Linked DNA regions of Homo sapiens: region 2 is linked to region 1. The links are chromatin loops, found by intact Hi-C in ENCODE. Cell type or tissue: natural killer cell. All regions are shown on one strand.

Region 1 (5,000 bases):
GCAATAGACAAGAAATCCTGGGAAGGAGCCAAGAGGGGCTTGCTGTACCCATGGGTGACTTGAGGGGCCATGGCAGTGGCATCAGAAGTGACATCCAGGTCTACACCTGTGAGAGCAGCACAGGCCATGTTAGATCTGCTCAGCCTGGCAGCAGGCAAGTGCTCAGCCCGGCAGCAGGCAAGTGCACAGGTCTGGATGATGGGTAATCTGAATCCAGTCACGTTGAGCAGTGTAATGTCAGTGCAGCCTGGCCGTTTGACTTGTGTATGCTGCTGGGAAACTTCTTGGGCATGTAAGGAAATACTCAGTTTTCTTTTCCAGTTCCCAGGGTTGAGCATCTTTTTGAGGGGTCTCTCTTATATGGGTGGGGCCTAGCTGAGTGTTCTCTGTGATTGGGGTGAGGGGGGAAGGGTCCAGATAGTGCTACACTAGTGAGATGCTTCTCACAATAAGAGGCAGAGGAGCTGCTGGTGATCGTGGCACTGATCAAGTATTAAGGGCTCATGTCTCTGGAAAGCAGAAGTCCTGGTACCTGAAGCCTTGTCTAACTGTATTCATCCATTTTCACACTGCTGTAAAAATACTACGTAATTTATAAAGAAAAGAGGTTTAATTGACTCCCAGTTCCGAATGGCTGGGGAGGCCTTAGGAAACTTAGGATCATGGCGGAAGGCAGAGGCACATCTTACATGGCAGCAGGCAAGAGAGAGAGCACACGGGGGAAACTGTCACTTTTAAAACCATCAGATCTTGTGAGAACTTTCTCACTATCACAAGAACAGCATGGGGGAAACCACCCCTGTGTTCCAATCACCTCCCACTAGATCCCTCCCTCAGCACATGAGGATTACAATTTGAGATAAGATTTGGGTGGGGACACAGAGCCAAACCATATCGCTGACCTACGGGCAGACTGTGCAAGGCCAGGTACTACCTTCCAGGCCATGCCACATCTCCACCTTCTTTCAGCACCAGTACAAGGTGGAGGGTTTTGGATACACTCCCCTGACCTGGCCTTAAATGAACCCCTGTTTGGGAAGATCCTTTACAGACACAGCACCTCCATCTTCAGGCCAGCTCAACACAGAAGACACATGTTGAAGATCCCAGAGACAGAGTTCTGAGGATACCTTCTCTTCAATTGTGAAGTTTAGATGATATCAAGCAAAGTATTTAAAGTTCTAGAGACTCCTGTGGGCATACATAAGTTCTTTAGGTTTCATTTATACCAGATTTCTCCAATGTGACTCATCTATCAGCTGATTTCCTGCAAGAGGGTGAGGTTTAATCTGGATCCATTGGAGGTTAAGGTATTTAAATAGCTAATGGCCTCCTTGACTACTGACCCCATCACAACCTTCCTTGACCCAACTTATCTCTACACAGTAAAAATAGGCATCATCAAACTGAGAGTACAGAAGGCCTTCACCCATGCAAATGATACTCATAACTAATAATAGCCAATAAACAGTCTTGCCAAGCAGTGGGAGCTAGCTGCTCTAAAGTAACAAACTGGATCTACTTCCCGGAGTAGGGGGTGGAGTAGGTTCCAGTTCCCTCGGAGCATGAGAACTACTCAATCAGGGGCCCCTTTTTAGGCTCTTTATGCAAATCTGTGCACCTCATCTCCTGGCCAGGCTTTTTTAGCTGGGAGTTTGGGGCAGAGGTGCCAGGCCCCCTCCAGCTGTAGAGCTGGGCCCCAGACTTGTTTCGGGAAAGGAAGTGATAGACATGTGATAACAGGGCCATTCCGGCGACTTGCTCAGAACAAAGGGCATCTGATCCAAGTGGACTTGCTGTCTCTACTGCTAGAAAACAGCTACTGTTGGCAATCCTCAAATGGTAATTGTCCCACAAAATGAAAACATAAGAGTCCATTTTCACCAGTCACCCTGTTAGAAAGCAAAGTCACCCTGTTAGAAAGCACAGTCTGGCTCTCCTGCCGAGCACCTCCACACTTTTCTGCTTATGTCCCCGGCAAGCCATGTTTCTAGCCCTTTTTCAAATAGTAGGACTTGAGAATCCTACCTCCTGCTTCTAGCTCCCTCGATCCATGCTCATCCCTAACTTACACACTGGGGTCCCGCTGGCAGCCCACCTCTCTCATTCTGGTACATAGAAACAGAAAGCTTGGATCCTTGAAGCCATGGAGCCAGCCCGGGCACCTGGGCCACGGGAGACGAGCCATCACAGAATGCCCAGGGCCACAGCAGCCTCTCACCAGGCAAACCCATAAGGCAAGCCCTGCCTCACCCGGCTGTTTGGGGAAGATGGGTAGCCTAGGCATGGGTGGGGTCTGATTCTGCACGGTGACTTTGCCATGCCAGGCCCCACATAAAAAGGGCTTCCCACACCACCACAACGTTCATGACCTCGCTTCAGAGCTGTTTGCCGTGACCTACTTCACACTCAGTATTATTCTGTCCACTGAGCCTCCTGGCTGCTGACCTGGGAGCTGACTCACTTTCCTGTTTACAGCCTTGCCTCAACCCTCACTCTTGATGGTGGTTTACATAGTTTCTCTGGCAATGATATTTGCTTCCTTTTTGACTAGAGTTCAGATTCTCTTCTGGCCAGACAGCCTCTGACTATTCTGGTGAAAAATATGCCAGATTGTCCCTGGCCCCCAGGACCCTTTGTCCTTGGTTTGGCTTCTTAAGAGCAGTCTACCTGCCGGACTTGCCTTTATATGATTGGGGTAGCCTCAGTGTAAGAGAGGAAGGTGGGAGAATGGAAAAGGGAGGGAAGGAGCTAGGAGAGGAAGGAAGAACAAGCCCTTTTCTCCTATGAATCCTTAGCGCCATTGATACAGACATTAAAATGAACACCAATTATTTTTCCCCCTTGATTTTTAGATGTGTTTAATCCAAAAGAGCTATAGCAAGTGATGTGAGCCTATTGTGAGCATTCAGACTCGATAGTGCTGTTCTGTAGCCTAACTGGAGTGCCTTTATTTTTCTATGCACAGGTAGGTATTTTCTGACAACTAGTTCTACATTTATATCTCAAATAACTCTTCAGTGAGTACCCAGATTTAATGAGATCAGTGAAGTTTGGAAACACTTCCATCATTAATCTTGTAGTTGACTATAGAACTAAATTAAGTGGCAGGTTCCTTCTGATGGTTACGTACTTCATAGTAATTATAGTTCAAAAATATGATATTTTTGAATCCCTGTTCTGTTGATACCTTCTTGTTTGGGAAATCACCTTACCCACAGCCCTGCCAAAACCTTGGGCTTGGATGGTTGTGTTTCTACCATGTGACCCTCAGTTCAGATGTTTGGACCAGTGGTGGACACTTGAACCTGACACAGGCAGTCCATCAACCTGGCCAGTGACCAACCAGGTTATCTTGCTTGAAAATTTAAGCAAAAGAATATAGAGAGCTAAAGGACATAGTCAGTTGTTGGTGGGTGTGATACTCTTACAGAGTCAGTTCATGCTACATAGGCAAGCTGAGGTTGTGAGAAAGCAGAAACCATCAATAAGCAGAGAAAGCTGGTTTGCAGAGAAGAGGATGCATCAGGCAGGCAGTGAGTGAAGAGATGACATGGACCCAGAAAGACAGATGGGGCACATGACTGGTGCCTGGTGGTTTCTCAGCTCTAGACTCTGAAAGGCCAGTCTATACTCTTATTTCCTGCTTGTCGTTGTCCATGAAATGACTTCTTTGATCTTACAGCAAACCTCAACCCTACCACCTCTTTTTTTGACATAAGGGTTTCTGTTCCTTATAGCCAAAAAACCTTGACTAAAATAGACTACTACGGAGGTGTTGCCAGTAGTGGTTGCAATAGAGAGCTATAAACTTATATCTTCGTCATTAAGCAAACGGTGGAATGTTTTTTAGTTGCTTATTTGGAAGTAGAACTAGGTGTCATTAAAATCTGTGTACATCCATATTCTCCTTGTTAATCATTTAGAACATTCTAGCTTTCCACCCTTTTCTCACTTGTGATAATGGTATTGGTTTCATAGGGTGGGTCTTTAGGAGTGCTGTTTGGGGGAAATAAAAAACACCCGAAGTAAGCTTACATCAAAGGACAAGATTGCTTCTGCTGGTTTATAATGGGTAGACTTTCTGATTATCTGCACCAGGGACATAATCTTGATTGCCTTGTCAAGAAATCCATTGCCCAATTAACTGGAGATTTTTATGGCTGGAGAAACTCCGGATATATAGCATAGGAGGTGGGGCAGGGATGAGAGTGAGGTAATCCACAGTCTGTGTTCCATCTCCAGCAATTACAAGTTGCATTCCTCATCAAATTTAGCTTCTACATCAAACTGGCATTTATCTGGGTGGAGATGTGTAAACAGTGGGTATCCTGGGAATGGAGCTGTGGCTGGGTTTTTTTTTTTAATGAGCTAAAAGAGAGGGCACTATATATGTTTGCATAAAACATACACTGTGTACATTTGCATAAAACGTACACACAAAAGCCAATCTGGGCAATAAAGTCCCAAGTTAAGTAAACTGTTCTGCGGGGAGAGTTTCTGTATCTGATAGAATGGACAGAAAAATGAGCAGCAGTTGGGAAAAGGACACTTGGAGGGTGGTAGAGGGAGAACTCATTTACAGCGAGTGGCAGTGTAGCCATGTGGCTAGACACTTAGGTTCTGGACCCAGACTACCTGGATTCAAATTTCAAGTCCACGGTTTAGAAGCTATATGACCTTGGAGAGGTTACTTCATTTCTTAGTGCTTCAGTTTCTTCATCTGCAAAGTGGAAATAACAATAGTTTCTACCTAATAGGTTTATTGCAAAATTAAAGGAATCAATACATGTATTATGCCTAGAGCAGAGTCTAGTCTGCTTAGTGAATGCTACCTATTTATTATTATTCTGTAAGACATAACCTAGTGTGCCAACCAGATGCAAGATGCAGCAGAACTAAAACTGCATGTGTATTCTATTCTTTTCCTGATGAAAAATCCAATAGATTTACTCTTTTACTATGAAATGTGTGTGTATTGGCTGAAACGAGAAAGAAGA
Region 2 (5,000 bases), 1.0 Mb after region 1:
ATATGACAATGGATACATAATAATGAATCCAGTCTGGGTTATAGTCATCCTTATGCCAACACAATCACAATATGTATTAGGAGTTTTTTTCTTTTTTTCTTTTCTTTTTTTTTTTTTTTTTTTTTTTTGAGATAGGCTCTTGCTCTGTCACCCAGGCTGAAGTGCAGTGGCTTGATTTCAGCTCACTGCAGCCTTGACTTCCCAAGATCAGATGATTCTCCCATCTTAGTCTCCTGAGTAGCTGGGACCATAGGCGTGCACCAAAAATGCCCAGCTAATTTTTTTTTTTTAATTTATTGTAGAGATGGAGTTTTGCCATGTTGCTCAGGCTGGTCTTGAACTCCTGGGCTCAAGCAGTCCTCCCACCTCAGCCTCCCAAAGTGCTGGGATTACAGGTATGAACCACTGCCTGGCCAAAATATATTGTTAAATATATTTTTATGGAAGAAGGGGTGCATGCATGTAAAAATGTGGCTCTGCCACTCCTGCTGAGTTTGGAGAGGTCATCATAGAAGGCCTGAAGCAAACTCGCCCACCTCCCACCTCTACCTGCCACCCTCACCCCCTACTCTAGCCATTTACTTCCTCTGGCTGGTACAGGGCAAAAGTCACAGTGACTTTGATTTTTAAAAAGGACTTTTTTTTAAACCACCACCAACATTGATTATATATAACTTGTTTATTTCACACATACATCATAAATCTAACCCAGATTTCTTCACACCCCCAGTCCAAACACAAACTATTGACGTCAAAGCAACTGACACTACAGTAGGATTGTACCTGCCTGGGCCAAATTAAGATCCAGCATGAGGTAGCCCTCCGCTGGAGGCAAAGCCTGACTTTTAGGGCACTTGAAAATCACACATAAGTGTGCACTGATTACATTTATTGTAATATATGGCAATGCTTTTCACTGATTATTTAAGATCGATAAAGCTGAATATGTGGCTGACTACCTAGTCAAGAGTTAAATCTCAGCCACACTTGTGAAGCCATAATGCAGACTTCTCCAGCTGCACACTTTGTTAAGAGTCAAGTATTTTCCATTTGATGCAAGATGCAGAAAAAAAATACAAAAAAAGCAGTGTTTTACAGTAAATTTCGGCTATCCTTAGGCTGTGTACTGAGAGATTATTTTGACCAAAAGTGTGAATCAGTTGCAAATTAGACAGATGCAGACCAATCTTGATCCATACTTGCAGCAAATGTAAGCTTTCAGCTTTGTTTTTCAATCAATGCATTTCTAATTTTCATGATGTTCTCCTGTGTGAGACTTGATGACTTGTGAAATACAAACTCTATATTCACAGAGAACATGGTTATCCTCGGGGTTGAACTGAGACAATCTCACTTCCCAATTCCAAAGCCAGAGAGCACAAAAGAGATGAACATAGAAGATAAATTATTTTATCCCATGTTATACTTCCATGGGAAGTATGGGGAGACGGCTTTCTCCCTATGAGAGTTTCACTCCTTATTCTCATGACAAAGAATCAAGCTGAAAAAAATATGCTTAAGCCCTGTGTGGGATGAGGAAGATTGTGCTTTGGCAGAGAGGTAGTGGGAAAACTGAAAATCAAGAAGCAAAATGCTTGTAATCTGTGTATGAAGTGGACTACTTTAGGACACCTTAAATATGGGTAAAGTATGACCCCTTTTGAGGGAGAAAAAAAATTTTGCAGCCTTTAAGGATGCATCTGCAGATGATCGCAGTTTGAGAAACACCCACCCACATTGATTTGCAATGATTTTCTCCACTGCTCACATGCAAGTTTATCTATTAATACTCAGGAGTTTTCATTTCAATACTACGCTTATCACAGTAATTTTAAAAATGCATATTAAATTAAACAGTTTTGTACTCAGAAAACCACATCCTTTGGCTGGTCCTGGCAATTTGAATCTTTCTATGAACGCTTTTTTCCAGCTTTTACCCTTGTATCTTCGTAGGTGTTAAATTATTAAGTAGCGTTAATGCAGTAAGGTGCTGGGTATACAATAGGAGTCTTAAAAATAGTGGTTGCATTACGAAACTGGTTTTAGCATTTAAATTATTGCTCTTCGGATTGCAATGCCAGGCTTTTGAAAGAGGCCCAGTGCTGAATTTTAATTAACTCAGCCTTCTTCTCAGCAGCCTTCATCTCAAGCACCCAAAGGCAAACTTGGCAGTGGTGTTAATTTAATCACATCCAAAGTGGAGCGAGGGATTTAAGTAACTCACGGGGGACTCTTCAAGGTGTGAAACCTCTCGGACTCTGTGAAGGCAAAAAGATTAAGTCAGACTTGAAACTTTACTTACACCTTGGCAGGTGGGGAGGAGACAGAATCAGAGAATAAGCTCCTGAGTGTTGTAGTTCAGCAAAGCGTTCTACTCTTCCTTACCTCTGCATATTCCTCTTCTCTAAAACACCTCCTCCTCTTTTGCCTCACTTGTGTTCAGCTCACTATTTATCTCACTCTACTTGTTAGCCTAGGCCTCATTTCCTCTGAGAGGTTAGCACTTCATCAGCCAAGATATTGGGTAGGTGCCCCTTGGATGTCATGGTGTAGCACTTATTAGGTAACCGAAACATTCACTGTTGTAGGCCCACAGCCTGGCACAGAAGAAGCACTCAAAACCCTAATGTGTCTTCAGTGCCTCTGCATGCAAGCTGTAGGTCATGGCATATAATCATCGCAAAGTTCTATTAGGTAGGTGTTGTTTGTACCCAATTTTACAAACAGGCTTAGAAAAGTTATTGACTGCTTAGAGTCACATTACTAAGAAGCATTAGGGCTGAGAGTTCAACTCAATCTAACTCCAAAGGTCACACATTTAACCACCATGCCATTCTGCCACCCAAACATTTGCAAAAAAAAAGATATTGTTTGATGAAGTTGAACAAAGTAGATTCACCAGCAAATTACCTTTGCTCCTGCAACTTACCTTTGCTGGCCTCACTCTCTGTTTTTGTAAACCTATTCAGGCCATAATCAGAAAGCAATAAGTTCTATGCCAGAATGAGTCAAAATAGCATTTATTTATTGAATAGGTACATGCAAATAATACAAAATAAAAGTTTCAAAAGGAGGGACAATGAAAAGTAAGAGTCCCCTGACTCAGAGCCACTGAGTTCCCTTTTCCAGAAGTAATCATCAAGATCTGTTGTTATCATGGGAGATAGACAGAGATCTGTATTTTGTAAACTGTGATCCCAACCCAGTAATGGATGGATTTAGTGGGTTCTGACCAGCGTATTTTTTAAAGTCATAATAGAAAAAGAAACAAATGTGAAGGATGAGAATGAAGCACATGTAGTAAGGGTAAATGTTGTTCGTGTATCTTGTGTTTCAGTTTTACACGTAGCATAAATGTACACCTGATGGTAACAGAGTATAAAATGGCTCCCTTACTGTGAAGCAATGTTTGAAGTAGTTTGAAAGCCACAGACCTGCCAGACCCTTACAGCTTAACATTATGGAGGTCACCTGTACCAAGAACCTTCCATCCCTGCTGCTCATTAGCCTGAGTGACCCCATTAAAACAGAAGTCAGATTCCATCCCTCCTCTGCGCAAACCCTTTCAAGAACTCTCCTCTTACCAGGAGTAAAAGCCATGAGACAACATGTATTTCAATTTGTTTGTTGTGTTAGCATCCTTAAAAAAACACCAACATGAAATTTGATCATATTTAGAGAGACTATTTAGGCCAATCTGACTGAAAATGTGGGTTTTGTGATCCATATAAAAGACTTTGGGGGGCTCTGGAAAGGGCCTTTGAAGAGACAGGCAGCACCCTTCACAGCAGCTGAAAACAAAATGGATTATTATATTTAGGGCCTAATTTGTGATGATGTGGTTTAAAATACAATTTGCATGACATTTATAAAATTTCCTTTGAAGAATCCTGGGGGTGCCTCAGGGAGACGGAGCACTCTCCAGAGCAGCAGACCTGTGGGACAGACAGAACCCCAGAGGGATGCACTGCCCATTCCAGAATATGCCCAGGACCAAGCACGAAGCAGAAGTCTAACCACCAGCCCCGTCCAAAAGGGCACAGGGGCACAAGGAGCCACTTCTCATGTGGGCAGTTCCTCACAGGCTTGGACTAAGGTGAGCAGCAGTGGGGATTTATCATATTTAATCTACTGCTGAATGGGACAGCCAAAAACATTGAGGCCAACTCTCCCCATCAGAAGCAGGAGCAGCACTCATCAGGACAGTAGAGGATGGTACCATATCCCCTCCCTCCTTTTCCCTCTCCCTGTCTCTTCACTCTCTGGAGCTGTGTGCTCCTTATCGCAGTGGTTTTGTCCTCACAGGTCCATGTGGAGGCTTCAACTAGGGCATCTCATGGTGGCCCCAAGAGATTAGGGGTAGCAGCTCCTGGAAATCAGGGTGTGAAACCATGGCATATTTATTTATTTGTTGACTTGGCTACTGTCCTCTAGACATGTGAGCTCATGTGAACAAGGATCCTGCCTGTATGGTTCTCTACCAGATTCTCAAGGCATCCAGGAAATATATCTTAAATGGATGAATCAGTGCTAGGCAATGGACCGGAGACCACGGTAGTCAATAGGTTCTCCAAGCACAACCAATCATGAAGCAGATGCAGATAGGTGGGTGTGCACCCCTCTGCACCTGGAGGCAGCCCTGCATATGCCTTCTAGGGTGAGCCACTGGTTCCGATGTGTGTGGTGTAGCTCCCTTTGTGTGTGCTTACCTGGTGAAAATAGATGGGCAGCAGAAGGAAGCACACAAGCAAAAGTACTGGGGCTACAAAGGGTGCAGTGAACATCAATTTCTATAAGTGACCAAGGTGCACTCTAAGAGGTCAGGTGCTTGGGAGGGCATGGCTGGAGAGGTAAGATCCAGTCATGCAGGTACATGATGTTAAAAAGTTTGCACTTTATTCTGTAGGCAATTGGAGACTCCTAGGCAGTTTAGAAGCAAAAGAATTATGTGACCATGTACATGAAAGAAGCAACATGAAAGAAGAATCAGAGAAAAGGAG

The links. A loop is a pair of places that touch in the nucleus more often than their neighbours do. Peaks named below come from ENCODE experiments on the same cell type or tissue, not always from the same donor. Only the 100,000 strongest peaks of a DNase experiment are listed, where the experiment ranks them.
Region 2: it touches region 1 in a loop (4-fold over the local background); 2 of 110 quality-filtered maps call a loop at or near these places.

What each region holds. Positions count from the first base shown.
Region 1 is chr15:39,622,383-39,627,382 of GRCh38, reverse strand. The region is part of intron 10 of FSIP1 (fibrous sheath interacting protein 1); the gene reads left to right. Among named protein-coding and RNA genes, the nearest start is that of THBS1-IT1, 39 kb to the right of the region's middle. RefSeq lists an enhancer at 3,518-3,607. In natural killer cell, no CTCF peak of the experiment used is centred here; DNase peaks (open chromatin) are centred at 2,392 and 3,612; H3K4me3 peaks cover 432 bases; H3K27ac peaks cover 5,000 bases.
Region 2 is chr15:38,574,561-38,579,560 of GRCh38, reverse strand. No RefSeq gene overlaps it. Among named protein-coding and RNA genes, the nearest start is that of RASGRP1, 12 kb to the right of the region's middle. In natural killer cell, no CTCF peak of the experiment used is centred here; DNase peaks (open chromatin) are centred at 770 and 2,520; H3K27ac peaks cover 2,093 bases.